2 separate regions of the Homo sapiens genome follow, and region 1 is linked to region 2. A link is an interaction called in ENCODE POLR2A ChIA-PET data of the cell type or tissue named here. Cell type or tissue: PC-3. All regions are shown on one strand. Each heading gives the region's core, and the rest is flanking DNA. Links, peaks and the distances in the headings are about the cores only. Region 1 overlaps CACNA1A (calcium voltage-gated channel subunit alpha1 A). Region 2 overlaps NACC1 (nucleus accumbens associated 1).

Region 1 (16,175 bases), core at 4,820-12,819, 120 kb before region 2:
TTGAGCCACTTGTGGTGGCTCATACCTGTTATCCCAGCTACTCAGGAGGCTGAGGTGGGAGGATCGCTTGAGCCCAAGAGTTCAAGGCTGCAGTGAGCTGTGATTATGCCATTGTACTCCAGCCTAGACAACAGAAGGAGACCCCTATCCCTGAAAAAAAAAAAGAAGAAGAAATTGATATTTGTTCATCATGGACTTTTTGCATTAATTTTGATTTTTTAAAATATTGGAGCAAAAGATTATCTTGATTACTGAGATTTTCAGTACCCCCTTAATTTGCACCCAAAACAAATGCCTCCCTCCCTCACCTCGTCCAAGTAATGGTCTTTCTCTCAGAGGTCTTGGAAATGCCAGGCTGGAAGCTTGGTAGATTCCAGCATGTGCCCTCAGCATCCTCACCTCCCTCCCTCTCTCAGCAAATATGCCAACCTGAACATGCCCTACTACCCACTCTCAGACACATCCAGTACTCACACATGTGGGAATAATGCTAACCCACAAGGCACCTTTGAGCAAAGTTTTTTTAAACACCTTTCTCAACAGACTTCATTTCCATCTGTCTGAAAATCATCGCAATAGACTTAAATGATTTTGTTCAAACAAGGCACTGAAGGACCACCTGCCAAAAAATTGTCATCATGAATACACAAATCTATCATGCCTATCATGTGAAGGTATCGCTTAGACACAGAGCCTTTGAGCAGTGTGCAACCTGCACTACTGTACAGAGCTGCTGTGCACTTACCCACTCTCATATATATCCCCATTGTACCTCCTGAGCACCCAGCACCACCTGTGCTCAAATACCCACTCTACATGCATACACCCACCTCTACTCCCTCCATTGCCACAACCTGTCTTTAAATCCCAACTTGGCCACTTATAAGTGGGTGGTCTTCAGCACGTCCCTTTAAATTGCTGAACCTCAAGTTCCTCATGTGCAAAGTGGAGCCAGTAATAACCTCCCTGGGAGGGTTGCTGAGCCGGTGGGGATGAATTGTTGAATATTGTTTCCAGCACACAGCAAGCCCTTCATGCACAGCAGTAGAAATGACTGACATTGGCCAGGCGTGGTGGCTCACACCTGTAATCTCAACAGTTTGGGAGACCGAGGCAGGTGGATCACCTGAGGTCAGGAGTTCAAGACCAGCCTGGCCAACATGGTGAAACCCCGTCTCTACTAAAAATACAAAAAAATTAGCCAGGCTTGGTGGCGCATGTCTGTAATCCCAGCTACTTGGGAGGCTGAGGCAGGAGAATCATTTGAACCCGGGAGGCGGAGGTTGTAGTGACCCAAGATCACGCCGTTGCACTCCAGCCTGGGCAACGAGAGCGAAACTCCATCTCAAAAAATTAAAATTAAAATTAAGAAATAACTGACATTGTTGTCAGCCTTTCAAAAAACAGCGACTACTTAAATTTCTTTTTCATTTCCCTCTGTTCCTGTTCTGCCATCTCACTTCCACCCTCTCTCCACCTTCCTCATCACCCCTTGGGTCCCTGTCTCTCTCCTTCCTGCCCCTTCCCTCTCCCTGCCCCATTCCTTGCAGGGTCCTCAAGCATTCGGTGGACGCCACCTTTGAGAACCAGGGCCCCAGCCCCGGGTACCGCATGGAGATGTCCATTTTCTACGTCGTCTACTTTGTGGTGTTCCCCTTCTTCTTTGTCAATATCTTTGTGGCCTTGATCATCATCACCTTCCAGGAGCAAGGGGACAAGATGATGGAGGAATACAGCCTGGAGAAAAATGAGGTGCCACTTCCAATTCCATCTGTCCTTTAAAAACTGGGGACACACACAAACTTTAAAACACACACAACACCCAGGAACCCCTTTCTAGGGGTACCTGGGGGAGGGAACAGAAGCATTGTCCCAACCGAATCCAGTCTTCAGGGCAGCCCTTCATGGAGTTTCCAGAGGAAACACATCATATAGTGTATGTATCAGTCAGTTTAGACTAGGTTATGCCGCAGTAACAAGCAACCCCAGATTTCATTGCCAAATATCCACAAAGGGACTTATTTTTTGCTCACACTGCATGTCAACATCAGTTGTGGATCTTGCCATCTTTATTCTGGTTCCCAGGCTGGCAGAGCAGCAGAGCAGCCTCCCTCTGAGATGCTCCAGATGAAAAAGAGAGTATGTCAGACTGAGGTTCAGTTCTTCAGGCTTGTGCTCAAAAATTACACATGTCACTTCTGCTCACATTTCATCAGCCAAAGCAAGTCACACATCCATTCTGACATCAGTGGAGTGGGCAAATACAATCTCCCCTAGCGAAGGGTGGTGAATATTTATGAATGAAAAGCCAAGCCAGGTGTGGTGGCTCACACCTGTAATCCCAACATTTTGGGAAGCTGAGGCAGGAGGATCACTTGAGCTCAGGAGTTTGAGACCAGCCTGGCCAACATAGCAAGACCCCATCTCTACTACAAATCAAAAAAATTAGCCAGGCAGGATGGTGCACACCTTTAGCCCCAGTAACATGGGAGGCTGAGGTGGGAGGATGCTTGAGCTTGGGAGTTCGAGGCTGCAGTGAGCTATCATTATGCCACTGCACTACAGCCTGGGCAACAGAGCAAGACCCTCTCTCAAAAAAAGAAAAGGAAAGAAAATCCAGTCCCCTGTCTACCAGAGAGTATAGACATGACTCTTTGCCTCTCTGGCATCATCCAAGCTAAATAGAGGACCTAGAATATATCCTCTGCTCCCTTGACCCTTAAGACTTAATAACCACTATTCCTCCTTCTCTCTCCCTCAAAGAGAAGGAGAAGACGCAGCAAAGTATTCAGTAAGAAAGAATGGGCTGGGCGCAGTGGCTCACGCCTGTAATCTTAACACTTTAGGAGGCCAAGGCAGGAGGATTGCTTGAGCCCGGAAGTTCAAGACCAGCCTGAGCAACATAGTGAGACCCCATCTCTATGATTAAAAAAAAAAAGTTTTAATTAGCTGGGTGTGGTGGTGCACGCCTGTAGTCCCAGCTACTCAGGAGGCTGAAGCGGGAGGATCACTTGAGTCCAGGAGGTCAAGGCTGCAGTGAGCTGTGATTGCACTGCACTCCAGCCTGGGTGACAAAGCAAGCCCGTGTCAAAGAAAAAAAAAAAAAAAGGAAGGAGGGAGGGAGGGAGGGAAGGAAGGAAATGAGAGAGAGAAAGAAAGGAGGGAGGGAAGGAAGGAGATAGGGAAGAAGGAATGAAGAAGAAAGAAAGGGAGCGAAGGAAAGAAGGAAGAAGAGAGAAAGGAAAGGAGAAAGGGGAAAGGGTGGAAGGAATGAAGGGAAGGAAGGAAAAAGGAAAGTGAAGGAGGGAGGGAGGAAGGAAGGAAAGGAGGGAGGGAAGGAGGGAGGGAAGGAGGGAGGGAGGGAAGGAGGGAGGGAGAGAAGGAGGGAGGGAGGGAAGGAAGGAGGGAGGAAGGAAGGAAGGAGGGAGGGAGCGAGGGAGGGAGGAAGGGGAAGAAGGATTAGGCTTCAATTTGATTTGGCACACTCGGTAGCTGTGTCACCTCAGGCAAGTGGTTTAACCTTTCTAAGCCTCTATTTTGGTGATCTGCAAAGTGAGGCCATTGATAGTACCCACTTCCCATGTTTGTATTAGCCATGCAATAATGGGGAAATGTCAGTGCAAGTTTTGGCAGTTGGTGACATCTCAAGCAACTGTAGCTGTTGGGATAAGAAAGCAATGGTGAGAAGGAAGAGAGAGCCCAGGAATCCTGGCTGGGGGCAAGAGAGGCAGAGACTCAAGCAGAAGCACTTGAGAACCGCGACGAGTTAGACAGAGGGTGCCCGGTGTACAGCCACCTTCCTCCTGCCTCTGCCGCTCTCACCACTGGCCTCTCTCCCGCAGAGGGCCTGCATTGATTTCGCCATCAGCGCCAAGCCGCTGACCCGACACATGCCGCAGAACAAGCAGAGCTTCCAGTACCGCATGTGGCAGTTCGTGGTGTCTCCGCCTTTCGAGTACACGATCATGGCCATGATCGCCCTCAACACCATCGTGCTTATGATGAAGGTAAGTGCCCCACACCAGCCCCCAGCACTACTTAACCCCCACCTCGTTCCTGCCTCTACCCTGATAAAATGAAACCATCTGCAGTTTCCCAGACAGACCACACTCTGGATCACCTCTGAGATTTTGTTCCTGCTGTTCCCTCTACCTGACACACTGTTCCCACCACTCCCCCGGCCAGCTTCTTCTTCCCAGCTGTACCTGCAGACCTCTTCCTCCAGAAAGCCTTCCCTGACCACCCAAGACTGCTTGAGGTGCCCATCTTAGCAGGCATCCTATCTTTATGTCGCCTGCCACAAAAATCTGCGTCAGGTTGCATGACAGTGTCCCCCACCCATTTATGATGACCTCAGCCCTGAATTCCTAGAGGCCAACAAGGATCTGGCTCAGACGGAACAAGAAGCTCTCTATAAATGTTTGATTAATGAAATGAGGGGGCTGGGCGCGGTGGCTCATGCCTGTAATCCCAGAACTTTGGGAGGCCGAGGCGGGCGGATCACCTGAGGTCACGAGTTCGAGACCAGCCTGACCAACACGGAGAAACCGCATCTCTACTAAAAATACAAAATTAGCCAGGCGTGGTGGTGCGCATCTGTAATCCCAGCTACTCGGGAGGCTGAGGCAGGAGAATTGCTTGAACCCGGGAGGCGGAGGTTGCCATGAGCCGAGATAGCGCAATTGCACTCTAGCCTGGGCAACAAGAGCAAGACTCCATCTCAAAAAAAAAAAGAAAAGAAAAAGAAAGAAATGAGGGAGAAGGGGTAGGTGAGGACCCTAAAATCCCCAGGGCTAAGGAGCGGCTTCCAAAAAAAAACTCTGAAAACCTTTCACCCTGTGCTTTGGACTCCAAAGCGTGGATTCAAGCCCAGCTCTTCCATTTAATTCATTTACCTTTGTACAAGCAACCAGTGACTTTCTGGGGACTCAGTTTCCCTGTCAATAAAATGGGAATGATAATAAGAGCACATTTGCCCCCTCCAGAGGAGGTGAGAGGATTGAATGAGAAAGTTCATGCAAGGACCTTAGCTCCTTCTCGGCACTTCAAAAACGATCAATAGTGGCCGGGCAAGGTGGCTCACACCTGTAATCCCAGCACTTTGGGAGGTCGAGGCAGGCGGATCACTTGAGGCCAGGTGTTCGGGACCAACTGGCCAACATGGTGAAATCCCGTCTCTACTAAAAATACAAAAATTAGCTGGGCGTGGTGGCGCATGCCTATAATACCAGCTGCGTGAGAGGCTGAGGCATGAGAATCGCTTGAACCCAGGGGGCGGAAGTTGCAGTGAGCTGAGATCACACCACTGCACTCCAGCCTGGGTAACAGAGTGAGACTCCGTCTCAAAAAAAATAAGGAAGCCGGGGACGGTGGCTCACGCCTGTAATCCCAGCACTTTGGGAGGCCGAGGAGGGCGATCACAAGGTTAGGAGATCAAGACCATCCTGGCTAACACGGTGAAACGCTGTCTCTACTAAAAATACAAAAAGTTAGCTGGGCATGGTGGTGGGCACCTGTAGTCCCAGCTACTTGGGAGGCTGAGGCAGGGGAATGGCATGAACCCAGGAGGTGGAGCTTGCAGTGAGCCGAGATCGCGCCACTGCACTCCAGCCCGGGTGACAGAGTGAGACTCCTCAAAAAAAAAAAAAAAAAAAAAGTATAATTCAGCCAAGCACAATGGCGTATGCCTATAGTCCCGACTATCAGGAGGCTAAGGTAGGATTGTGAGTTCAAGCCCAGCCTGGGCAAAATAGGAAGACCCCGTCTACCAAAAAAAAAAAAAAAAGGTTGGGGGAGGTTTTTGTTTTTTTGGATGTGAAAAGAAGAGCCTAGTCCGGCGGAGAGCGGGGCTTTCCTGAACTGTGCCTCCTACCAGTGAGGTTGCTCAGACCTTGCCTGGGGCTGGAGTGTTGCCTGGAGAACAGCCATGAAGCTGCCTCCCCACTTCCCACTTCCCACCCCTGCTCGCTGACCCCTGCTACTCCTGCTTCTTTCCCCTAGTTCTATGGGGCTTCTGTTGCTTATGAAAATGCCCTGCGGGTGTTCAACATCGTCTTCACCTCCCTCTTCTCTCTGGAATGTGTGCTGAAAGTCATGGCTTTTGGGATTCTGGTAAGTACCACCTTGGGGCTACAGCTATGGGCTTGGGAGAAGCCCAAGGGGGAACAATGGGTCCTGGATGATGGTCTCCCAACGTGGCCCCAAGAACCCCAACCTCAAGGGTGGCTTCAGTATCCTGCCAGTGGCCACAGATCCTACTTAGGCATTCTTGTGTTTGCCAAGGAGTCCCAGGGAGACCCAACCTGTGAGTGTTACCATATGGCTGCTTATGTATCCAGTTCCTCAAAATGATGGGAGTCATCATGGCTGGGAGTCTTTAGCATCCATTTTAGAGATAAGAAAACTGAAATCAGGCTGGGCGAGGTGTCTCATGGCTGTAATTCCAGCACTTTGGGAGGCCAAGGTGGGCGGATCACCTGAGGTCGGGAGTTCGAGACCAGCCTGACCAACATGGAGAAACTCTGTCTCTACTAAAAATACAAAATTAGCCGGGTGTGGTGGCGCATGCCTGTAATCCCAGCTACTCGGGAGGCTGAGGCAGGAGAATCGCTTGAACCTGGGAGGCAGAGGTTGTGGTGAGCCGAGATCACATCACTGCACTCCAGCCTGGGCAACAAGAGTGAAACTCTGTCTCAAAAAAAAGAAAGAAAGAAAGAAAACTGAAATCAGGCTGAGCACAGTGGCTCATGCCTGTAATCCTAGCACTTCAGGAGGCCAAGGCAGGAGGATCGCTTGAAGCTAGGAGTTCTCAACCAGCCTGGGCAGCAAAGCAAGCCCCTGTCCCTACAAAAAAAAAAAAAATTTTTTTTTAATTAGCCAGGCATGGTAACTCGTGCCTGTAGTGCCAGTTACTCAGGAGGCTGAGGTGGGAAGATATTTTGAGCCCAGGAGGTGGAGGTTGCAGTGAGCTATGATCATGCCACTGCACCCCAGCCTGGGCAACAGCAAGACTCCATCTTTAAAAAACAAACACAGAGGTCAGGCACAGTGACTCACACCTGTAATCCCAGCACTTTGGGAGGCAGAGGCAGGCAAATCACTTGAGCCTAGGAGTTCGAGACCACCCTGGCCAACATGGCAAAACCCCATCTCTACTAAAACTACAAAAAATTAGCCTGGCGTGCTTGTGGGTGCCCATGATCCCAGCTACTCAGGAGGCTGAGGCAGGAGAATCGCTTGAACCCACAAAGTGGAGGTTACAGTGAGCTGAGATCACACCACTGCACTCCAGCCTGAGCAACAGAGCAAGTCTCAAAAAAATAATAATAATAAAAATAAATATGTCTTTATTTTTCACCAGCCACTAACTAAATTTTAACATTTCCTTCCATCTTAAAGGGAGATAACAAACCCTTAGTATTAGTATTATCAACCCTTAATATTATCAACATGACCTGTGTCACTTATAAACATCAGATATTTTCATACTGCATTATAAGAGCTGCAGATACCTTAACATTTAATTTGCATTCATCATTGCTTTAAAATGTTGCTTGTGATTAAACCTACAGCTAGAATTTGTTACTCAGTGTTTTTTTGTTGTTGTTCTGTTTTGTTTTGTTTGAGACAGTCTCGCTGTTGCCCAGGCTGGAGTGCAGTGGCGCAATCTCGGCTCACTGAAAGCTCCACCCCCTGGGTTCACGCCATTCTCCTGCCTCAGCCTCCCGAGTAGCTGGGACTACAGGTGCCTGCCACCACACCTGGCTAATTGTTTGTATTTTTAGTAGAGATGGGGTTTCACCATGTTGGCCAGGATGGTCTTGATTTCCTGACCTCATGATCCGCCCGCCTCGGCCTCCCAAAGTGCTGGGATTACAGGCGGGAGCCACCGCACCCGGCCTACTCAGTGTGTTAATGGAGAAGTATATTCATTGTTAGATCGCCATTTTTAAAACTTTTTTTTTTTTTTTGAGACACAGTCTTGCTCTGTTGCCCAAGCTGGAGTACCGTGGCACAATCTTGGCTCACTGAAACCTCCACCTCCTGGGTTCAAGCGATTCTCCCATCTCAGCCTTCTGAGTAGCTGGGACTACAGATGCACACCAGCATGCCAGGCTAATTTTTATATTTTTAGTAGAGACGGGGTTTCACCATGTTGGCCAGGCTGGTCTCGAACTCCTGGCATCAAGCAATCTGCCTGCTTCAGCCTCCCAAAATGCTGGGATTACAGGCATGAGACACTGTGCCTAGCCTTAAAAAATATTTTGATAGCTATTTTATTACAAAAGGTAACCTTGAAGCCCTTGCTATTTTGTTATGCATTTACAAGCCTTTATGCATAAAATAAAATAGCCAGCACTATTCTCACATGGCCAAGGTTCATAGCACACACACAAAAGTATAGTTGGCTGAGTGCGGTGGCTCACACCTGTAATCCCAACACTTTGGGAGACAGAGGTGGGTGGATCATGAGGTCAAGAGATCCAGACCACCCTTGCCAACATGGTGAAACCCCATCTCTACTAAAAAGTACAAAAATTAGCTGGGTGTGGTGGCGCATGCCTGTAGTCTCAGCTACTCGGGAGGCTGAGGCAGGAGAATCATTTGAACGTGGGAGGCGGAGGTTGCAGTGAGCCGAGATCTTGCCACTGCACTCCAGCCTGGGTGACAGAGTGAGACTCCATCTCAATAAATAAATAAATTAAATTAAATTAAATTAAAATTATTTTTTAAAAAATTGGGGGCTGAGTGTGATGGCTCACACCTGTAATCCCGGCAGTTTGGGAGCTTGAGGAGGGCAGATCCCTTGAGGTCAGGAGTTCAAGACCAGCCTGGACAACATGGTGAAACCCCGTCTCTACTAAAAATACAAAAATTAGCCAGGCATGGTGGCGTGTGCCTGTAATCCCAGCTACTCGTGAGGCTGAGGCCCAAGCATCGCTTGAACCTGTGAGGCGGAGGTTGCAGTGAGCCAAGATGGCACCAGTGCACTCCAGCCTGGGTGACAGAGTGAGACTTTGTCTCAAAAAAAAAAAAAAATTAAGGTGAAGAAGGCTTATACTAGTGGGCTGGGACTTGAAGTGAAGTGAATTCTTGAAGGTCCCCAGTGAGTGGCCAAGGTGGGACTTGAACCAGGACATCTGTTCTCTTGACCACCAGCTTAGTCCATCCCTTTGAAGAGAGTGACCTACAGTCTGGGTCTCAGCCAGGGTCTCAGGAAACCAGGTTCCCACCTTGGCTCACGGAGGTGGTTAGGGGCATCAGCTTTAGCACCAGAGTTCAGATCTTGCCTCGTCCTATATAAGCTTTGTCACCTCCCCATCATTAAAAGGAGCCATCCTCCCCCTCCACCTCAGCAGAGCCCTGGTAAACAGCAAATGGACTAACGTGCATCTAGAGGGTTGAGGATGAAGCCTGGCCTGGCATGGGCACTCAATAAATGCTAGGGGCCAGGCACGGTGGCTGACACCTGTAATCGCAGCACTTTGGGAGGCTGAGGCAGGTGGATCGCTTGAGCCCAGGAGTCTGAGACCAACCTGGACAACATAGTGAGATTCTGTCTCTACAAAAAGTACAAAATTAGCCTGGTGTGGTGGCGTGCACCTGCAGTCCCATCTACTTAGGAGGCTGAGGTGAGAGGATGGATTCAGCCCAGGATGTCAGGGCTGCAGTGAGTCGTGATTGAGCCGCTGCACCCCACCCTGGGTGACAGAGCAAGACCCTGTATCAAAATAAATAAATAAATGCTAGGAAAGGGATCCTACTAATGGACCTTTTTCCTCCAAAACAGTGGCTTTCATTTGGTGGAGATGCTACTTATTAGAAGCACTTGAGGCCAGGTGTGGTGGCTCATGCCTGTAGTCCCAGCACTTTGGGACTTCTGCCAAGGCAGAAGAATTGCTTGAACCCAGGCGTTTCAGACCAGCCTGGGCAACATAGCAAGACCTCATCTCTAGAAAACATTGAAAAATTAGCCAGCATAGTGGCACATGACTGTTGTCCTAACTACTTAGGCGAAGGCAGGAGGATTACTTGAGCTCAGGAGTTCAAGGCTGCAGTGAGCTGCGATCACATCACTGCCCTCCAGCCTGAGCAACAACACAAGACCCGGACTCTAAAAATCAAAAAAGAAGCACTTAGGGAAATTTCTTAAAATTAAATGATACCCTGAGCAAACCCCTAGATGTTCTGATTCATTTGGTTTGGTGAGGTGGGAGGGAATCACTGAATCTGTAATTTATTATTATTTTTTTTTTTTTGAGATGGATTCTCACTCTGTTGCCCAGGCTGGAGTGCAGTGGTGCAATCTTGGCTCACTGCAACCTCTGCTTCCCGGGTTCAAGCAATTGTCCTGCCTCAGCCTCCCGACTAGTTGGGATTACAGGCGCCCACCATCACGCCCGGCTAATTTTTGTATTTTTAGCAGAGACGGGGATTCACCACGTCAGCCAGGTTGGTCTCCAACTCCTGACCTCAGGTGATCCGCCTGCCTCGGCCTCCCAAAGTGCTGGGATTATAGGCATGAGCCACCGTACCTAGCCTGCAGTTATTTTATTCTGAGTTGATCTTCTGCTGGTGAAGTGAGTCTTCCACTGGGGCCTGGAGCTGCATCTCCCTCACCCTGCCAATCCTGCAAGAGCCAGCACTGAGCTTCCCCTCTGCTTTCTCTTTTTTTTTTTTTTTTTTTTTTTTGAGATGGGATCTTACTCTGTTGCCCAGCCTGTTCTTGAACTCGTGGCCTCAAGCAGTTCTCCCTCCTTGGCCTCCCAAAGTGCTGGAATTATAGGCATGAGCCACCACGCCTGGTCTCCCCTTTCAGTTTTAAATGAAGCCACAAGTTCCCTGTATAACATTTGGGAGATAGAGGGGAGCTCTCTAGCCTAGGGGTTGAGGTCTGTGACCAAACGCCTATAAAGTTGTCTTTGTTTGGACTCCCCCAGAAGCAGAGCCTGAGACAAGGATTGAGTGCAAGGAATTTATCTGGGATGCAGGGCAGTAAGGGAGAGAGGAAGTGACACAGGGACAGAAAGGCAACCAGGAAAGAGTGTATTATTAAGCCAGTTCCTGCTGTGAACAAATGGGGCTCAGTTTCAGTGGATACCTCCAGGAGGCAACAGAGAGCACATACCACAGAGTCATCCCACCTCACAGGGAGGGAATTGGAGTATTTATCCTCCAGTGCCCATCAGACATAATCACAGGCCACTCCCAGGGGAGCTATTAATTCCCTAACACTTGTGCAGCCACAGAGAGACCCTGGGCAAAGTAGTGTACCTCAGGTGTGTAGTTGAGCTATGGGCAGGGCCCCAGCAACACCTGCCAAAATGCCAAAAGTGCCAGTGGGACCTGAATTCCTTTTTATTTATTTATTTATTTATTTATTTATTTTTATTTATTTATTTTTGACGGAGTCTCGCTCTGTGGCCCAGGCTGGAGTGCAGTGGTGCAATCTCTGCTCACTGCAAGCTCTGCCTCCCAGGTTCACGCCATTCTCCTGCCTCAGCCTCCGGAGTAGCTGGGACTACAGGCGCGCACCACCACGCCTGCCTGATTTTTGTGTGCGTGTATTTTTAGTAGAGATGGGGATTCACCATGTTATCCAGGATGGTCTTGATCTCCTGACCTCGTGATCCGCCCACATCGGCCTCCCAAAGTGCTGGGATTGCAGGCGTGAGCCACCGCGCCCGGCCCCCTGAATTCCTTTTTTAGGCAGTTGTGAAACAACAACATCCCATCTGTTGGGCACCTACTGTATATTCCATGCTCAGCGACGCACATTCATTGTCTGATTGCTGTGTTACCACTGCCTTCCAGAGAAGGGCGCAGAGGCCCCAGGCACTTCGCCTAGGAGGGAAGCACAGCTCTAAGGTCAGGCTCCTTCTCTGTAAGGTAGAGGGGCTACTTCAGGGTCACACTGACCGCCCCAACCCCTGACCTGGCCTCTGCTTCTGCGAAGATGCTGAGAAGGCCCTGTGTTTTGTGTTTTGGGTCCCACTGACCCCAGAGGGGAGGGCCATCTCTTTGACCCAGACTCTTGGATCCAAACTGGGGTGCCACCCATCACCATGTCAGTACCCGGTTGAGGGGAGTCAGAGATAGCAGGAGACCTTGTGGGACTTGAGGCTGTGACTGTTCTCCAAACAATGTGGAGTATTTCCATATTTTAACAAAAGAGAGGCCAGGCGTGGTGGCTCACGCCTGTAATCCCAGCACTTTGGGAGGCCGAGGCGGATGGATCACAACGTCAGGAGATCAAGATCATCCTGGCTAACATGGTGAAACCCCGTCTCTACTAAAAAATACAAAAAATTAGCCAGGCGTGGTGGTGGGCGCCTGTAGTCCCAGCTACTCAGGAGACTGAAGCAGGAGAATGGTGTGAACCCGGGAGGCAGAGCTTGTAGTGAGCCGAGAACGTGCCACTGCACTCCAGCCTGGGCGACAGAGTGAGACTCTGTCTCAAAAAAAAAAAACAAACAGAGAGGTTATGCTTGTGTTTCCCCTTGAGCCAGCACCCAGCCCAGGAATGCAGCAGTCAGGATAGATCAAGTGAAGCTGCAGTAACAAACAGCCCCCACATCTCAGTGACTTAAATTGATGGGAAGGGTTTTTTACATTCAGCAGGGAAGCTGTTTGCCTCATAGTTACCCAGGGACCCAGGCTCACAGAGTAGCTGCCATTCAAAATGTTACTGGTCGCCAAGCCCAGGGTTGAGAGGCTAGAGAGTCCAACACTGACCAGAAAGTGACCACACTGCTTCCACACACAGCACATCACTGCACCTAGACACACATGGCCCCATCTAAACACAAGGGGACCAGGAAGTGCGTGTGCCTGAAAGGCCCCAAAGCCCCGTCCAGTGCCTGTTCTGCACCCTGTTACTGTCCGCCTCCAGATCAGGAAATGGAGGCCCAGAGAGGTTAAGCCACTTGCCCATAGCCACACAGCTGTGGTAGCAGAGCTGGGATTTGAACCCAGAGTCTCCTTTCTTTGCGAGTATGCTGCCAACCTAGTGGGGACCTGAACACAGACTGTGGGCTCTCTGAGGCCTGGGTTCAAATCCTGGCTTTACATCTCTGTGCTGCTAGCCTCAGGCAGATGAGTGGCTTGGTTACCTCCTAGAAAATGGGTATACCTGGGAGTGGTGGCTCACGCCTATAATCCCAACACTTTGGAAGGCCAAAGTGAGCAGATCACTTGAGGTCAGAAGTTCGAGACCAGCCTGACCAACATGGTGAAACCCCGTCTCTACTAAAAATACAAAAATTAGCTGGGTGTGGTGGCATGCACCTGTGGTCCTACCTACTTGGGAGGCTGAGGCAGGAGAATCGCTTGAACCCAGGAGGCAGAGGTTACAGTGAGCCGAGATCGTGCCACTGCACTCCAGCCTGGATGACTGAGCGAGACTCCATCTCAAAAAAAAAAAAAAAAAAGAGAAAGAAAGAAAAAGAAAATGGGTGATAACCCTTCCCTCCAGGATCTTCATGAGGAGCTCAGTGATGTCATTTATAAAGCCCCTGGGGTCTCGGGAGCCCTCAAAAATGCTGGAGAGACAGGCCACAGCTCTGAAGAGCAGCCCCAGCCCTGTGGAGCTGAAGCAGGGTCTGGAGGCCCCCTCTGGGGCCAGGCCAATCATGGGAAGGCCCCCAGGAGTTCCCAGGGAGGGAGACTCAGCACAGATGATGTCGAACAGCCTTTACCGCAGCCCTTCGAACAACCATAACTGTCCCGGGCACTCCGCTGATGGGCAACTGTGCCTCTAACATGCACCCGGCCAGCCTAGGGGGCCGGGAACCAAGCCCTCTGTTGGCATCTCTGTCTTGTGGGTCCCCATTCTAGAATTATTTCCGCGATGCCTGGAACATCTTCGACTTTGTGACTGTTCTGGGCAGCATCACCGATATCCTCGTGACTGAGTTTGGGGTAAGTCTCCCTCCAGCTTCTCTCTGGGTGACTCTGGGCTGGACGAGGCAGGCGGCAGGGGGCGGGGGAGCGGTCCCAGAGGCAGTGTGTCCCGGAAGCCATAGCTGCTTGAGCCAGCACTTGGCCATGACCAGAGAGGGAGAACTGGGGCCCCGGGGACAAGGGCAGCCCCTCAGGAGGGCATTGTGGGGAGATGGGGGTAACCAAAGCTTGGCTGTAGGGCCAGCACTGAGGGGTGGGCTTTCCTGCATCCTGGCCTAGGAATTAATAATGCAGATGAGTACACTGAGGGAACTGAGACACTCAAAAGCTCTGAAAGCTGAGCCGGCTCCCAAACACCACCCTATGTCAGGAGCCCAGAAAGAATGGGTTTCAAGTCAATTCTGTTTGAACCAACCCTCTCCTAGTTAGTGGGCAGGAGAGAGCCACAGCCCTCAGGCCAGTGTGGGGACACCACTCCCAGGGCCATAGAGGGGTCCCCAGGGTGTCTTCCCTCCTCTAGCCCCGGGCCTGGGAGACTCTCAACATGGGAGTCTCTGGACCTCTCTGTGGTGGCCCCACAGGCCACATTGCCCTTCTCCTTTTCTGGAAGACTCAGGGCCCCAGAGGTCCTGTCCTAGACCCTCTCCTTGGCCATCTGCCAATGAGCCCAGGCTTGGGGTCCCTCAGGAGATTGGGGGGAGGGTAGAAGATCCTTGCAGGGGGAAGCAATGGTCAAAAAAGGGTGTCAAAGCCAAGGGTCAAGGGTGATACCAATGTCATCTTACTAACAATAAAAATAACAATAGCTCACGAGAATCGCAGCCTTGCTGTGTGCCAGGGAACTGTGCCAAGTGGTTTACGTGGATTGGCTCAGGGTAGAGGTCTTGGTCTCAGCTCGTAAGAGAATTCCCTCGGAGGGTTCAACTGAAGGCACCCAAATGCAGACCTCACTGGTGGAGGGGAAGGGAAGGGTACCCACAAGGGTGGCAAGGTGTCCAGCGACCACCCACCGTGGGGAGCTGTCACCTGCCCAGGTGCTGAAGTGGGGAGGGAACCTGAGCCGGAGGCCAGGAGAAGCCACCAAGTGGGAGCTGTCCTGTCAATGTGGAGAGACAGAGACCAGGGCCCAAGCAGGCAGAGAGCAATAGGGGAGAAACACCCCAACCTTTCTCTCCCCTCATCCCTTATCTCCTGCCAGAGCCTCCCATGGCCCAAAGTAAACCGGAAGCAAGCTGAATATGATGCTCAGAGCAGGCAGGGAAGTCAGGAGAATAGATCTGGGTGTGGTCGGGCCTGAGGAAGAGGGTGTTGCCTCATTTCACAGATGGGAAAACTGACCTCAGCTGGGCACGGTGGCTCATGCCTGTAATCCCAGCACTTTGGGAGGCCGAAGCCGGCGGATCACCTGAGGCCAGGAGTTCAAGACCAGCCTGGCCAACATGGTGAAACCCCATCTCTACTGACAATACAAAAAAATTAGCCAGGTGTGGTGGTGCATGCCTGTAATCCCAGCTACTCGGGAGGCTGAGGCAGGAAAATTGCTTGAACCCGGAAGGCGGAGGTTGCAGTGAGCGACGGTCATACCATTGCACTCCAGCCTGGGTGACAAGAGCGAAAACTCCATCTCAAAAAAAAAAAGAAAGAAAGAAAACTGATCTTCAATGCCTGGGGAAGTGAGAGACACTCCCAAGGTCACAAAGCCAGGCCTGGGTGACTCCTGAGAGTACACTGACAGCTCCTGGGGTGTCCCAGTCAGATCCCCCTACAGAAAAGGATCTGTTTGCCTGCTCTTCCGTCCTAGAAGGCCAGGAGGGGCTGGGGAACTACACAAAAGAGGGGGCCATTCTTTGATATGTCCTACGGCACCCGCACCCAAGTGATACACACTTATTTGCCTTCAGCTCCAGTGAGCCAGAATTTTCCCCTTCCCCTCACCCTATCCCTGAAACCTTCCTCTAGAGGGTTCTTGCCCACATGGGGGCTCTCTCCACTGGGGTGCCCCCACCTGGTCATTCTCCCCTGTCCTGAGTTTCTAGAGAGGGCTGGAGCTCCAGCTGGCAATCAAAATATCTTGCCATCCGGCTACATACAAGACAGCCTTGAACCAATGTCCCTTTGGGTCAAGAGGTTAGAAGGATGGTCCAGCTCCCCAGAAGGGCAGGTGGGGTGGAGGAAGTTAGCTGAAACCTTCAATCACCAGTAAGAGAGCTGTAGGGACAGACTCCAACAGCCTGTTCTCCTGGCTGGCAGGAAGATGGGGCATGGGGTGTTCA
Region 2 (15,385 bases), core at 1-8,000:
TCCCCCACTGCACGAGTGTGTGTTAAAGAAGGCAACACGGACCTCACGCCACCTGCCCTGCGGTCCTCTCCCGGCCCAGCTCTCGGTGGGGAAAGGGGGTAGGACAGGAGGGGCAGAGGGCCGGGAACATGCAGCACCCACCGCGGGTCCTGGGGAGGGACAGACAGTAGCTCATGACCAAGATGGCAGGTGTGTGTGTGTGTTGGGAGGGGAAGTGTGTGGCCCCGCGGGAGGCTGGGCGGGTTACTGCAGGGCTTCAGCCGAGGGACCCGCCTCGCCCTCGTGGCTGGCGGTCTCGAAGCCATGCTCCACACCCATCATGTCCGGCTCGATCTTGCCCGTTTCACTGATGAAGGTGGTGTAGGCGTCATCCTCAGCCTTGAGCACCTTGACCTTGGGCATCCAGCTCTTGCGCACGACGCGGCGGGCGTTGGTGCACATGTCGGCCGCGATGGCATTCATCTCGCTCTCCTTGAAGTTGGGGGCGAAGTTCTGGCAGTAGTCTGTGGGGCAGGGTGGGTGCGGCCTTGGCACGGGGGCCAGGTGACTCCCACAAGGCCTACTCACCAGCTCCCCTACAGCATCTGCGACTCCCTCTCAAAGGGGAAACGAGTGAGGCCACGCGGCCAGGACACCACACTACGTGCACCCAACCCTACACCGGACTGAGTTCAGCCATGTGTGGGGATGTGTTGGTTTTGATGGGATGGCCCCGTGTTCTTGAAAAATTCGGATCATTTGCCAGAATTTAGTAACGGGGAGTGGTCACTTGAAAATCTAGATGCCCCCCATGACGAGTGGCTAGCACTGTCTGGCTGCCTCATCCCTCCCAGACTGCCCTGAGTTCGAGACCCTCCTGCCTGACACAGGCTCCCTGGCTTCCCTTCGGCACGTGCATCCCCCAAACACGAAGAAATCTCTAAGCAATCACAGCCGGTTTCCCAGCAAGGCTAGAATGAGCCCCAGAATGCTTCTCAACACTGAACTCTAGCCCTCTCTGAGAGCCAAGGCTGGGAAAAAACGTCAACCTGCGTGCCCCGGGCCCACGCCTCGTCCAGCTGGGCCAACACTCACACTTGACAGCGTGGAGCACGCGGCTGTCCAGGGGCTTCCGACGGGGATCGTTGGTAGAAGAGCGGATGCCGGTGCCGCAGCTGTTGGCCAGCGTGTTCCTGGGGGCAGGGGACATGGAGGGAGTCAGCGCTCAAGTTGGTGGTGGGGGGGACATGGGGAAACCCCACCCCCCTCCCTGGGGCTCTGGCAAGGGCCTTACCGGTCAAAGAAGGAGGCCAGGAGCCGCCGCAGTAGGACCTTGTGCCGCGTGCCTGCGCTGACGTGGCAGTTCATCAGCTGCGCCCTTGTGATGTACACGTTGGTGCCTGGTGAGAGGAAGCCGGAGGATGGCCTGGGGTGCCCCCAAACCGCCACAGCCCCCATGATACCAGGCCTCATCTCAGAACACCCCAGGCCCTCCCTGCTGGGCTCTGGGTCCCAAGAAAACTCACCCAGGGACCTTCTCCCCTACATCTCTACCCACCAAGGGCAGTCAGGGGAGGCTCCTTGGGGCTCCCCCAACCTCATCAGTGCTCAGGAAAGGACAGAAAGGGTTGCTTCACCATCCTCGGGGTGCCTGCTGTGTGGCCAGTCGTGCCGCAAGCCTGTGTGAGGTGGGCACGCTGGCTGTCACCAGCTAGAGATGAGCCCAAGCTCAGCAGGACCAACAGGGAGTGGAGGCTCACACCTAGGCACTCTGACCCAAGGACCAAACACAGTCTTCTTCTTCTTTTTTTAAGAGATGAAGTCTCACTCTGTCACCCAGGCTGGAGTGCAGTGGCCACCACAGCTCACTGCAGCCTTGACCTCCTGGGCTCAAGGGATCCTCCCACCTCAGCCTCCTGAGTAGCTAGGACTACAGGCATTCGCCCCTGTGACTGTCCAAATTCCTAACCTAGGTAGTAGCTGGCCTTCACAGGAGCCCGGGAAGTAGCTAATCTACCCATGCGGCCAAACAATAATAGCCAATGCTCGCCCCGACCCCTTAAGCCAGAAACCTAGAGGCCAGGCCTTGCTGTATCAGCTCCTCCATCTCACCAACGCCCCCACCCTTAGGGTGGCTGTTACCAACACTACAGCACAGATAGGGAAACTGAGGTGCTGGGGGCTCCTAACCAGCTGCCCAGCCCAGCCCAGGCCAGCCGGCTCCAAAGCTGCGGAGGGGAGAGATCTGGGGCGAGACCGGCCCACCTGTCACCAGCTCCAGCTTCTCAGAGGGGTCGCCCTCGTCGTAGAGCTTGGGGTGGCAGCGGTTCCCAATCTGGTTGATAAGTTCAGCCGGGAGAGACGCCAGGTCTTGCCGAACCCGGATGCGATTTCGGGACTCGGGGGCTACCTGCTCCGGGAGGGCCTCCACCTTCTCGGCTGCAGGGAGAGAGTGGCACGCGAGTGGCAGGAGGAGCAGGGGTGGCTGGTGGGATGGGGGACAGGACGGCACCTCACCTGTCTGGCCGACGTTCATCATGCTGTACATGGTGTACATGTTGCAGATCTGCCGGTACTGCTCATCCATGCCCTCCTCGCCACCATCCTCCTCCTCGTCCTCCTCATTGTGGTAGGAGCCAGGGCTGTCGCTGGTGTAGGCGCTTGAGGTGCCTGGGCTGGTCCGCTCCGACGTGCTGGGCCCACTCACCACACCCCCTGCTGCTGCCACCCCACCGGCTGGCTGCCCTGCTCCCGCAGCCACGGCGGGCTGGGCTGCTGCCACCACCGGAGCCTGTTGGGGTGGCGGGGGCTGGTGAGGCCGGTTGGCAGCCAGGTCCGGCGTGGAGAACTTGGCCATCTTGCGGCTGCCATTGCCGCCGCCCCCAGCCTCCTTCTGGCCACTGTCCCACAGCCGCTTGGCCACGGGCATGCACTGCACGGAGTCCGACTCCTGCTGCTCCGTCTTCACCCGCGACACGAGGGGCAGCGGGGTGCTACAGGCTGGCCAGCCCGATGTCTGCGCCACGGGGCTCTGGGGCTCCGACGATGGGGCCTCCTCCGCATGCAGGCCCTGGGAGTCGCAGCTCGGGGAGCTCACCTTGAGGAAGAACTCGGTGCCCTTCTCCATGATCTCCTGGATCTGCAGGAAGCCAGCCGTGTACATGAGCAGGAACTGGTCGCCCACGTTCATGCTCAGCCGGCCCGTGTAGCAGAAGCTGAGGATCTGCTGGAAAGACTGGGGCTGCACAGCCGCCGGCAGCTCCACCACGGCGCTGCGGCTGTTGTTGAACAGGTCCCGGAAGTAGGAGCTGCTGGCAGCAAGCACGGCCCGGTGGGCCTTGAAGGCATGGCCCTTGACCACCACTGACACGTCACAGTACAGGCCCTGCAGCCGCTGTTCATTGAGGCACTCCAGGATGCTGTTGCCGAAGTTCGGGATCTCCATCTGCAGTGTCTGGGCCATGGCAGCGGCTGCACGAGGGGCAGGGAGGAATGGAGAGACAGAGACGGAGGGACGGGGTCAGGCGGCAAATGTGGGTGCTGGCCTAGCCCTGGCCCCAAAGACCTCCCCTGCTGGAGGGACATCCGCACGATGGAATCTACCATGGTGCTAAACCACACAGAGCCCTCTACCCTATCTGTCCTGGTACAGACTCACTTTTACAATATGTGGTCAAATCTGCTAAGCTAGCTGCAGACCAGGGTGGCCACACGCTATCCCTTGCAAAGAGGAGGGGGCAAAGGCATACTTATTCATATGTACTTGAAGAGTAACTGAATATGCTTAAGTGCTCGGAAGAGTGGCTAGGACACAGTGTGCTACCTCTGAGTGCCAGCTATTGCAAGCACCAGGTACATATATGGTATCTCTTCAGGGTACTGGCATGGAAATGCCAGAAAGGCAGGGTCATCTGACTGTGCAGCAGAGTCTGCAGTGCTGGGCACATGCCCTTCAATCACTGTTTGTATAATGACTAAATGACCACTCAAGAAATTACATGAGGTCAGGCGCAGTGGCTCACTCATGTAATCTCAGCACTTTGGGAGGCTGAGGCAGGCGGATCACTTGAGGCCAGGAGTTCGAGACCAGCTTGGCCAACGTGGCAAAACCCTGTCTACCAAAAATACAAAAATTAGCCAGGTAAGGTGGTGTGGGTATGTAGTCCCAGCTACTAGGGAGGCTGAAGCCAGATAATTACTTGAACCCAGGAGACAGAGGTTGCAGTGAGCCGAGATTGTGGCACTGCACTTCAGCCTGGGGCATAGAGTAAGACTGTCTCAAAAAAAAAAAAGGAAAAAGAAATTGCATGAGGCTGGGTGCAGTGGCTCATGCCTGTAATCCCAGCACTTTGGGAGGGCAAGGCGTGTGGATCACTTGAGCCTAGGAGATTGAGACCAGCCTGGGCAGCATGGTGAAACCCTGCCTCTTACGAAAAATACAAAAATTACCCCGGCATGGTGGAGCACACCTGTGGTCCCAGCTACTAGGGAGGGTGTGGTGGGGGGTGGATCTGTTGTTGAGCCCAGGTCAAGGCTGCAGTGAGCTGTGATTGCGCCACTATACTCCAGCCTGGGATACAGACAGAGACACTGTCTCAAAAATAAATAAATAAATAAATAACTTACATGAAAACATCTCTAGTCATCAGGGAAATTAGAAGAAAACATCATCAGGGAAATGCAAATCCTAACCACAATGAGACACCATCTCACACCCACTAGGATGGCTGGAATCAAAAAAGTTGGTGAGGATGAGAAATCCAGAACCCATTTCCACTGCTTGTGGGAATGTCAAATGGCACAGCCACCATGGAGAACAGTCTGACGGTTCCTCAAACGGTTAAAGAGAGTTACCATATGACCCAGCGATTCCACTCCTGGAATTTATGCCCAGGAAAAACGAAAACATTTGCCTGCATTGAAAACCTGTAAACAAACGTTCACAGCAGCATTATTCACAATAGCCCAAAGGTGGAAACAATCCAAACGTCCATCTGCGGATGGATGGGCCAACTAAACATGGTCAGTCCATACAATGGGATATTATTCAGCTATAAAAAGAAAGGAAATTCTGACACATGCTACAACATGGATGTCCCTGGAAAAGATTATTCCAACAGAAAGAGGCCAAACAAAAGGACCACAGATTGTATGATCCATTTATAGGAAATGTCCAGGACAGGCAAATCCACGCAGACAGGAGGCAGATTAGTGGTTGCCAGGGGCTGGGAGGCGGGGAGAATGGGGGTGTGGTGAGGGAAAGCAAAGGGAAGGCAAAGGTGTGTGGGGTTTATTCTTTTTTCTTTTTTTTTTTTGAGATGGAGTCTCACTCTGTCGCCCAGGCTGGAGTGCTGGGATTCCAGGTGTGAGCTATCACGCCCGGCCTCCTCTGTAATTCTATAGGGTCTCTAGAGGGCAGTGGTCCTAACTGGGCAGAGTGCGAGTGAGAAGGCTTCCCTGAGTAAGGCAGATCTTTCCAGACACTCCAGCTGGCCAGCAGGAGAAAGTAACAAGTACATGCAAAGGCCCTGGTGCAGGAATGCACACCTTCCCTCCCTTCCAGTTAGCTCTCAAGCACCTTCCATGTTTCATTAGCAACTCCACTCAGATCTGCCTCCCTGGGCTGGGCACTGAGAATACAGTGGCCACTCTCCTCCTAATCTGGTAACACCCGTTCCGTCTGAAAGGGCTGCTGTGAGGAATAGAAACGGCAAGTGTTCAAAGGCTCAGAGGTACAACCTAAGGTTGAGTCCTGGCTCCAGCACCGACCTGCTCCTCTGACCAGGAGCTCCAAATCTCTGCTTTCTCCATTTGGAAATCGAGGCTGAGGAGGTCAACCTGATTCTACAAACTCAACCTACACTTATTGTTACTGAATGATCATTCAAGAAATTACACGGAAACATTACTAGTCATCAGGGAAATGTGAATCCTAACCACAGTGAGATACCATCTCACTTACTGAGCTGCTACCCTGGCAGGCCACAAGCAAGACACAGGCCCTGCCCCTTACAACACCCAGGCGAATGGAGGAACCAACTCACAACTTCTATGAGCTCCCCGAATCCTCTTAGCAAGACTTCAGGGCTGGTTTCATACTCCCCTTGCAAAGCTGGAAAAACTGAGGTCATGTGGAAATTGAGGACTGTCCTGAGGTCATCTAAAAATTCATTCACCAGGTTCAAAATTCAAAAGATATGTCCTGAAGGGCGGGATGACTCAAGCCTGTAATCCCAGCACTTTTTTTTTTTTTTTTTTTTTTAAGACAGAGTCTTGCTCTGTTACCCAGGCTGGAGTGCAGTGGTGCCATCTCGGCTCACTGCAACCTCCGCCTCCCAGGGTCAAGTGATTCTCAGCCTCCTGAGTAGCTGGGCCTACAGGCGTGTGCCACCATGTCCGGCTAATTTTTGTACTTGTAGTAGAGATGCGGTTTCACCACATAGGCCAGGCTGGTCTTGAACTACTGACCTCAAATGATCCACCTGCCTTGGCCTCCCAAAGTGTAGGATTACAGGCATGAGCCACCACACCTGGCCAATCCCAGCACTTTGGGAGGCCGAGTCAGGTGGATCACCTGAGGTCGGGAGTTCGAGACCAGCCTGGCAAACACGGTGAAACTCCATCTTTATTAAAAATACAAAAATTAGCTGGGTGTGGTGGCCGGTGCCTGTAATCCCAGCTACTCGGGAGGCTGAGGCAGGAGAATCACTTGAACCCGGGAGGGTGGAGGTTGCAGTGAGTCAAGATTGTGCCATTGCACTCTAGCCTGGGCAACAGAGTGAGACTATGTCTCAAAACAAAAACAAACAAAAAAACCCAAGATATGTCCTGAGCTATCTGCTGCCCCTACCACTTACATGCAAAAAGTGGTAAGGCCAAGATTCAAACCAGGGTCTGCCTAGGCACCACAGCCTGTGACTTCCCTTGCTTGTATCTTCCTTCCTCTTCCCCTCCTCAAAATCACTGCCACCATCCTACGAAAACACAAACAAAACAAAACAAAACCCCAAAACCTCCTTAGGGCAATCAGAGGGTGGAGGCTGGATCTAGGAATCCCAGTTACAAGGCAACAAAAATCTCCGCCCAGGAGCTCAAACTCAGAGCTGAATGGGCCAGGAGCTGGCCACTCTGCATGAAGAGGCAGGAGAAACAGGCACCATGTTGGGGGGCAAAGGACAGAGCCCAGAGAGCCTACTTCAGGGGTCCTGGCAGCCCTGAACCACCTCCCTGGGCAGCCAAATTAAAGCCACCCCTGGTACTGGGGCCCACATGACAAGGACCAAGATGGTCAAGGGAAGAGGCTGGCATCCCAGTTCCTAGAGGGGTGCTCCAAGCTCATTCCCCAGGGAGGAGGACAAAGCCAGGACAGGTGTGCAGTGCTGCCAAAATCCTGCACCTGCCTGTGCCTCAGTTTATTCATCTGTAAAATGGGCTGTTCATCCAACCCATCCTGATGAACTGCATCCTCCTTTGTGGGAGGTGCTGGGGACACAGCCCTAAAAGGACCAGCTGTGCTTATGTGGAGCTGTCTAGTGAGGAGACACCGGGGATGATTTAATTACAGTTGGGGTGGGTATGTCAACCAAGCAGATGGCCTTGGTGGTAGGGACCATAAAAGGTTGAGCAACTGCCAGGACAGAGATAACACTTCTGGGCGGGAAGGTATCAGGTGTGGTCCAGGGACCCAAAGAAAGCTGGTGTAGCTGAAGGGCGATGTAGCAGGGACAGGGCTGCCAGGAAGGGTATGGGACAGGTGGGGTCCTGGCCTACAGAGTGTGGACATCTTTGAAAGTGAGCCCCAGGGTCAGGGCAGCATTTTAAGAGTTATATGTACAGGCCAGGCGCGGTGGCTCACGCCTGTAATCCCAGCACATTGGGAGGCTGAGGCGGGCAGATCACCTGAGGTCAGGAGGTCAAGACCAGCTTGGCCAACATGGTGAAACCCCGTCTCTACTAAAAATACAAAAATTAGCCGGGTGTGGTGGTGCACATCTGTAGTTCCAGCTACTCAGGAGGCTGAGGCACGAGAATCACTTGAACTTGGGAGGTGGAGGTTGCAGTGAGCTGAGATCGAGTCACTACACTCCAGCCTGGGCAACAGAGTGATACTCCATCTCAAAAAAAAAAAAAAAAAAGAAAAGAAAAAAGAGGTGTATGTACAGTTAACCCCTCCAAGGGCACTGTCAGCTCAATGAAGGCAAACATTCTGGCTGGTTTTATTCAAGATTAGTTCTTTAGAATGAAATAGATGCTCAGTAAATATTTGTAAATGTGTTAAAGAACAGTGCAGAGAGGCTGGGCACGGTGGCTCACGCCTGTAATCACAGCACTCTGAGAGGCAGAAGCAGGAGGAGCCCCTGAAGCCAGGGGTTCAAGACCAGTCTGGGCAACATAGTGAGACCCCTATCTCTACAAAAAATTTTAAAATTAGTGGGGCTTGGTGGCTTGCACCTGTAGTCCCAGCTACTTGGGAGGCTCAGGTGGGAGGATCACTTGAGCCAAAAAGTTAGAGGCTGCAGTGAGTGATGATTGTGCCACTATATTTCAGCCTGGGTCATAGAGCGAGACCCTGTCTCTAAAACAAAAAAAGCAAAAACAAAAAACCACATCCCCCGACCCCACTACCCCACCAAAACCAACCAACCAACCAGCCAACCAAACAAACAAACAAAACAGTGCAGAACGGGCACAGGACTGCTTCAAGGTGACCTTACCAAGCACCCAGCACCGGCCACAGGTAATTTTTTTTTTTTTAAAGACAGGGTCTCACTATGTTGTCCAGGCTGGTCTTGAACCCCCCCATTTGGCAATGGAGACTGAAAGGTTACGGGGATAATAGGAGGCAACAGAGATGTGGGGGTTGGGAAGGTGGCCCAGGTCCCCTCCTGAGAATGAGAGCCAACCTGATGCTCAGACTGAGGTCCCCCATACCTTGTGAACCTCAGCTTCAGAGCCCAGCACCACAGCACCCAGGGCTTTGGAGCCTTTGATTAGCAATTGGTCCAAATAGCTCAGCCAATTAGCGCACGGGAGCTCTCCCTCCCTCCATGCTGCTGGGGACGAGCGGAGTGGGGCGACGGGTCTGTGAGCCACAGTGACCTGAATGCTGTTCGTCTAGTTCCCCAGTGGCCCCCGCACAGAGTGGACAGGGGTGAGCTGCAGTGTGGGCCAGAGCAGACCCATCTCTGGGAACCCCTCCATCCCTCTGTGATTGGCCCAATCCGGCCCAATCCTGCCCAATGGACTCAGGAGAAAAACTATGTGGGCCCCTGCAAGAAGCCCTCACCCACGCTAGCCCCAGGAAGGGAGCTAGCATGACTGGACTCAGAGGAAACGGGTCTCTCGCTGGCAGGTCCCTAGCAGGGTCACCTGCTGGCTGAAGCAGGGGTGGGATGGAGTCGAGGATTGAGGTCTCTAAACCACCTAATGGTTCTAGTCCCCACCAAATCCCCACCTAAGTCAGGCTCAAACACACTGCCTGGTCCTCCTCTACTGCAGCGAGGCCTTTGCCCAAGCTGTGCACCCTGCCTGGAATACCCTCTTCCTCCACCCTCAGCTACTCACTTCTCCAGGCTAGAGAAGATGTCCCTCTCCTGCCCCACCCCGGCCACAGTGCCCTTAAGCTTACCTCTGAGGAAACTAAGTCCCACTTGACTATAAACTCCCCAAGGGCAGAAAACCATATGAGAATCATCTCTCCTTAAAATTCAGCATATCAGCACCCCTGAGGGTGTGGGGGACAAGGGCAGGAGGCCACAGGGCAGCTGGGACCTTCCTGGCCAGGACAGTGCCTAGTCCTGGCCCTGGGCCTGAGCAGATCTTCTGGTGAGACCCAAGGGCACAGCACACGGTTTCCATGACTTCCCAACAACTACTCAATAAATATTTGCCAGGTCCCTGCCTGGGCAGGCCACAATGGTGACAAAGTAGCCCTGCCTCTGGAGCTCACAGTCCAGCAGGAGACAGGGCCATTCATCCTTGGTCACACAGATCAATGTGCTACACACTGGGGTGCCTGACCTTGCCCAGAAGGGGTGACACTGGAGCTGAGATCTAGGAAGGGCAGTAGTGGATGGGGAGTGTGGCCCTTCCAGAAAGGGTTTTCACCTCCAGGGGACTGGGCTCAGTCTCAGGGCTCTGCTATGGACAAAGTATGTCCCTCCAAATTCACAGATTGAAACTCTGAGCCCCAATGTGCCTGTATCTGGAGATAAAACCTTTGGGAGCTAATTAAGGTTAATTGAGGTCATAACGGTGGTATTAAGAAGGCAGCTGTCTGCAAGCCATGAAGAGAGCCCTCACCAGAACCTGACCACGCTGGCACTCTCATCTAGACTGCCAGCCCCCAGCACTCTGAAATATAAATGTCTGTTGTTTAAGCCACCCAGTCTGTGATATTTTGTTGTGTGGCAGCTTGAGCTGACTAAGACAGGCCTGAAGCACCATCTATTCACTGATGCCTCCCCCACTGGAGTCTTTGGCCCGGACTTCCCTGTGAATGCCAGACTCGCACACACCCCAGACACCTCCACTCAACAATTTCAGGACCTGGCTCCAGTCCTTCCCAAAACCTGTGAATGCCGTAGCTTCACCAGCTCTGGCCCTCCTCATTCAGATCCTTGGATTCATCTTCAACTCCTTCAAAACCACTTTGTACTACCTTGGCCCCAAGTGACACTGCCTGGGCCCCTACAATGCTTTATTGGGGCCCCTGGCAGTCTGGCCCTGCTTGCTCTCGGACCTACTAGAATGGGAATGGGACAGCCATAGCTCTTCATACTCTCCCTGGTCACATAAAGCCCTTTCTCTACTCTTTTGCTTTTGGAGACAGGGCCTTGCTCTGTCACCCAGGCTGGAGTACAGTGGCACCATCATAGCTCACTTCAGCCTCAAACTCCTGGGCTCAAGCAATCCTCCCACCTCAGCTTCCCAAATAGCTGGGACCACAGGAGCTACATCCAGCTAATTTTTTTTTTTCTTTTTTTTTTTGAGGCAGAGTCTCGCTCTGTCGCCCAGGCTGGAGTGCAGTGGTGGGATCTCGGCTCACTGCAAGAATCGTTCAAGCGATTCTCCTGTCTCAGCCTCCTGAGTAGCTGGGATTAAAGGTAACCACCACCATGCCTGGCTAATTTTTCTATTTTTAGTAGAGATGGGGTTTCACCATGTTGGCCAGGCTGGTCTTGAACTCCTGACCTCAAGTGATCCGCCCACCTCCCAAAGTGCTGGGATTACAGGCGTGAGCCACGGCACCCGGCCCATCCAGTTAACCGAAAAAAAAAAAAAAAAAAAAAAAAAAAAAGTATATGTATATGTATGCTTTTTTTTTTTTTTTTTTTTGGTAGAGACGTGATCTCACTATATTGCCTGGGCTGGTCTCCAACTCCCAGCTGAGTGTTCCTCCTGCCACAGCCTCACAAAACCCTGCGATTATAGGCATGAGCCACTGCGTCTGACCAACAAAGCCCTTCCCGACACTAACTCCCTGGCTTGATTCTCCCTGCTTGACTTATCCTTCTTGGGAGTTCCTATGATTTATTTAGCAAGCTGGCCATTTTTCTTTTTCTAAAAAAAAATTATTTATTTGTGCATTTTTTAGTAATAGAGACGAGGTCTCCCTAATGTTGCCCAGGCTGGTCTCAAACTCCTGGGCTCAAGTGGTCCTCCTGCCTTGGCCTCCCAAAGTGCTCGGACTACAGGTGCGAGCCACCACCCCTGCCAAACTGGGCATTTTTTGGGGCTTCATGTCAGTTTCCCTGGGGCAGGGAGTTTGCCTGTGTAGATCCCTGTTGTGTCCTCTACCCCTAGGACCTGGCCAGGTACACAGTGGGTGCTCACAGTCCTTCGTGGAAAAAATGAACAAAGAATTACTTCCATTCCTCCTAACCTAACTCCCTGTTTTGTTCCACATTAACGTGGCTCAAACAGGAATAGGGCTCAGAAGCATTATCTGTGGCTGGGCAGACAGACGACCTCCTTTGACAGCTGCCAAGGTGGGTAGCCAGCAGTCAGGGGCCTATTGAGACCGCAGTGTTACCTGACGAATTGCTCACACTGCCGGTGGATCCTGCCATCTGCAGGAAGGGGGCTGGCAGGATGATTCCTGGGAGTAGTAACTGTCAGCTCTTAGGGAAGAGAGCTGAGGAATTCCCCAGCCAGCATGGGCCTGTGAGAGACTGTCAAAGGCACAGTCCTTTCCTGATGTCTTTCCAGGGAAGCTGTGACATGGCCGTCGACAGATGCTATGGTCTGAATGTTTGCCTCTTCCCAAAATTCACATGCTAAAGCCTATCTCCAATGTAGTGGTATTAAGAAGTGGGGCTGGCTGGGCACGGTGACTCACGCCTGTAACCCCAGCACTTTGGGAGGCTGAGGAGGGCGGATCACGAGGTCACGAGGTCAGGAGATAGAGACCATCCTGGCTAACATGGTGAAACCCCATCTCTACTAAAAATACAAAAAATTAGCCAGGCACAGTGGTACGTGCCTGTAATCCCAGCTACTCGGGAGGCTGAGGCAGGAGAATCGCTTGAACTCAGGAGGCGAAGGTTGCGGTGAGCCGAGATCGGGCCAATGCACTCCAGCCTGGTGACAGAGCAAGACTCCGTCTAAAAAAAAAAAAAAAGTTAGGCCTTTCAGCCAGGTATGGTGGTTCACGCCTGTAATCTCAGCACTTTGGGAGGCCGAGGTGGGCGGATCACCTGAGGTCAGGAGTTGGAGACTAGCCTGGCCAATATGGTGAAACCCCATCTCTACTAAAAATACAAAAATTAGCTGGGCGCAGTGGTGCACGCCTGTAATCCCAGCTATTAGGTAGGCTGAGGCAGAATTGCTTGAACCTAGGAGGTGGAAGTTGCAGCGAGCCAAGATCACGCCACTGCACTCTAGGCTGGGCAACAGAGCAAGACTCCATCTCAAAATAAAAAAGAAGTTGTTGATCAAAAATTTAAAAAGGGCTGGGTGCAGTGGCTCACGCCTGTAATCCCAGCACTTTGGGAGGCAGAGACAGGCGGATTACCTGAGATCAGGAGTTCGAGATCAGCCTGGGCAACACAGTGAAACCCCGTCTCTACTAAAAATACAAAATTAGCCTGGCATGCTGACACATGCCTGTAATCCCAGCTACTTGGGAGGCTGAGGCAGGAGAATCGCTTGAACCTGGGAGGCGGAGGATGCGGTGAGTCAAGATCGCACCACTGCACTCCAGCCTGGGCAACAAGAGTAAATCTCCGTCTCACCAAAAAAAAAAAAAAAAAAAAAAGTGGGGCCTTCGGGAGTTGATTCAGTCAGGAGGGCTCTGTCCTCATGAATACGAACTGTGCCCGTATAAAAGAGGGGGAGCTTGTTTGTCCTTGCCACCCTGTGCAGATACCTAAAAGGTGCTATCTATGAGAGATGGGCCCTCACTAGACACGGAATCTGCTAGCACCGTGATATGGGACTTCCCACCCTCTACAACTATGAGCAGCTCATCTCTGTTGTTTATCAATGGCCCAGTCTGTTTTGTTTTTTTGAGACAGGGTCTTGCTCTGTCACCCAGGCTGAAGCGTAGTGGTGCAATCTTGGATCACTATAGCGTCAAACTCCTGGGCTCAAGTTATCCTCTCACCTCAGCCTCCTGAGTAGCTGGGACTAGGGATGTGTGCCACCACGCCCGGCTAATTAAAACAATTTTTTGCAAAGACGAGAGACATATGTTCTCAGGACCTCCTGAGGGCTGTGTCACGGGTGAAAAACAAATTAAAATTAAATTTTTTTGTAAAGATGAGGTCTCACTATGTTGCCCAGGCTGGTCTCGAACTCCTGGGCTCAAGCAATCCTCCCATCTCAGCCTCCTAAATGCTGAGGTTAGAGGCATGAGCAATGTGCCTGGCTTCCAGTCTAAGGTATTTTATTACAGCAGCCCAGATGGGCTAAGACCTACAAGCCAGTTAAGGGAGACCAGCAACTCCAAGTGTAACAAGGAACAAAGGCCCCAGAGAGCCCCACAGTCCTTCATGCAGCTCAGCAGGATGTGGCTGGATCCTGGCAGCTACTCAGGTTGCCTGCCTGACCCAGAACCAGAAAGACCCCTCTGTAGGGGCTGAATGTGAAGGCAGTCCAGGAAAACAGTTAGTGAAGAACAAACTGTTCAGTGGGGGGCGGTGACTCCTACCTGTAATCCCAGAACTTCGGGAGGCTGAGGCAGGAAGACGCTTGAAGCCAGGAGTTTGAGACCAGCCTGGGCAATACAGCAAGACCTCATCTTGCATCAGTATTTTTTTTTCTTTTTTGTTGAGACAGTCTTCCTCTGTCGCCCAGGCTGGAGTACAGTGGCGTGATTTCGGCTAACTGCAACCTCCGCCTCCTGGGTTCAAGCAATTCTCGTGCCTCCGCCTCCTGAGTAGCTAGGATTACAGGCACACACCACCATGCCTGGCTAATTTTTGTATTTTTAGTAGAGACTGGGTTTCTCCATGTTGGCCAGGCTGGTCTCAAAACTCCTGGCCTCAAGTGATCCGCCCACCTCAGCCTCCCAAAGAGCTGGGATTACAGGCGTGAGCCACTGCACCTGGCCTGTATTTTTTTTCTTATACACCCACAGATTTAATTCGTTATCTCTTTCCCTGAATGACTATTGTTAAATCCATGGTGGAATAGGATTAGTAACAGTGTCCCCTACTCAAGCCTCACTGACTGGGCCCATACCTGGCCAGGGCTCAGACAGGCTCATTTAACTTACTCTTCTTTACAGTTTCTGAGGAAGAAATGAGCCTGCCTGCCATTTCATGGATGGGAATGAGGCCCAGAGAGGTGAAGCCAGAGGTGGGGAACATGTAGCTGGTGAATGGCAGGCACAGGTTTATACCCAGGCCGTCTGGCTCCCGAATCAGGCAAAAATGTGAGGCAGCTGTGACTAGACCCATTTCACAGGTGGGAAAACTGGTGTTCAGAGAAGCAAGGCAGAGACCAGACGGGAACCCCGGACCGGCCGAGCCCAGAGCTGGGGCTCTTTACCTGAGCTACTGGATGTGTCCTCTCCAGAAACAGGGTCTTCTGCCTGTCTGAGGACCTCCACCTCAGGGTCTGGGGTGCCCTCTCTCTAATCCCCAAGGAAGGCCTTCTTCATTCTTTTCATTCTTCCTTTCCCAATCCTCCCAACTGCAGCTATTCTCTAGCCCCTTCTCCCTGCAACCACCATCTCCGGGAATGAGCAGTCTCCGCGTGCTGCCTCTCCCTCCTCCCACTCGCTCCTCCTCGCAGCCCTCGGCAATCTGGCCTCCCTTTGCAGGCAGCAGCTCCAGCTCCTTGGAGAGCCTGGCAGAAGCTCTGCCTCCGTCCTCATGGAGCTCGCAGCCTGCCCGCTCCCTCCCCACCAACTCCAACCATAAGCCCACCCTTCGGAGTTACATCCCACTCCCTGCGTGTA

What was found. ChIA-PET counts read pairs that join two places held together with the same protein. Peaks named below come from ENCODE experiments on the same cell type or tissue, not always from the same donor. Only the 100,000 strongest peaks of a DNase experiment are listed, where the experiment ranks them.
Region 1: POLR2A ChIA-PET joins it to region 2 with 18 read pairs; 7 of 35 experiments call an interaction of 5 or more read pairs at or near these places.

The regions. Positions count from the first base shown.
Region 1 is chr19:13,242,927-13,259,101 of GRCh38, reverse strand. CACNA1A (calcium voltage-gated channel subunit alpha1 A) reads left to right here. Exons shown (of 47, transcript NM_001127222.2): 28 at 1,551-1,752; 29 at 3,843-4,007; 30 at 6,001-6,111; 31 at 13,837-13,920. Among named protein-coding and RNA genes, the nearest start is that of IER2, 100 kb to the right of the region's middle. In PC-3, for the core only: CTCF peaks have their summits at 10,886 and 11,092; a DNase peak (open chromatin) is centred at 11,091.
Region 2 is chr19:13,123,265-13,138,649 of GRCh38, reverse strand. It overlaps NACC1 (nucleus accumbens associated 1), which reads right to left. Exons shown (of 6, transcript NM_052876.4): 2 at 2,497-3,450; 3 at 2,245-2,418; 4 at 1,274-1,379; 5 at 1,075-1,172; 6 at 1-503. The coding sequence starts at 3,442. The coding sequence ends at 244. Among named protein-coding and RNA genes, the nearest start is that of NACC1, 13 kb to the right of the region's middle. RefSeq lists enhancers at 772-1,691, 14,663-15,322. In PC-3, for the core only: no CTCF peak of the experiment used is centred there; a DNase peak (open chromatin) is centred at 3,939.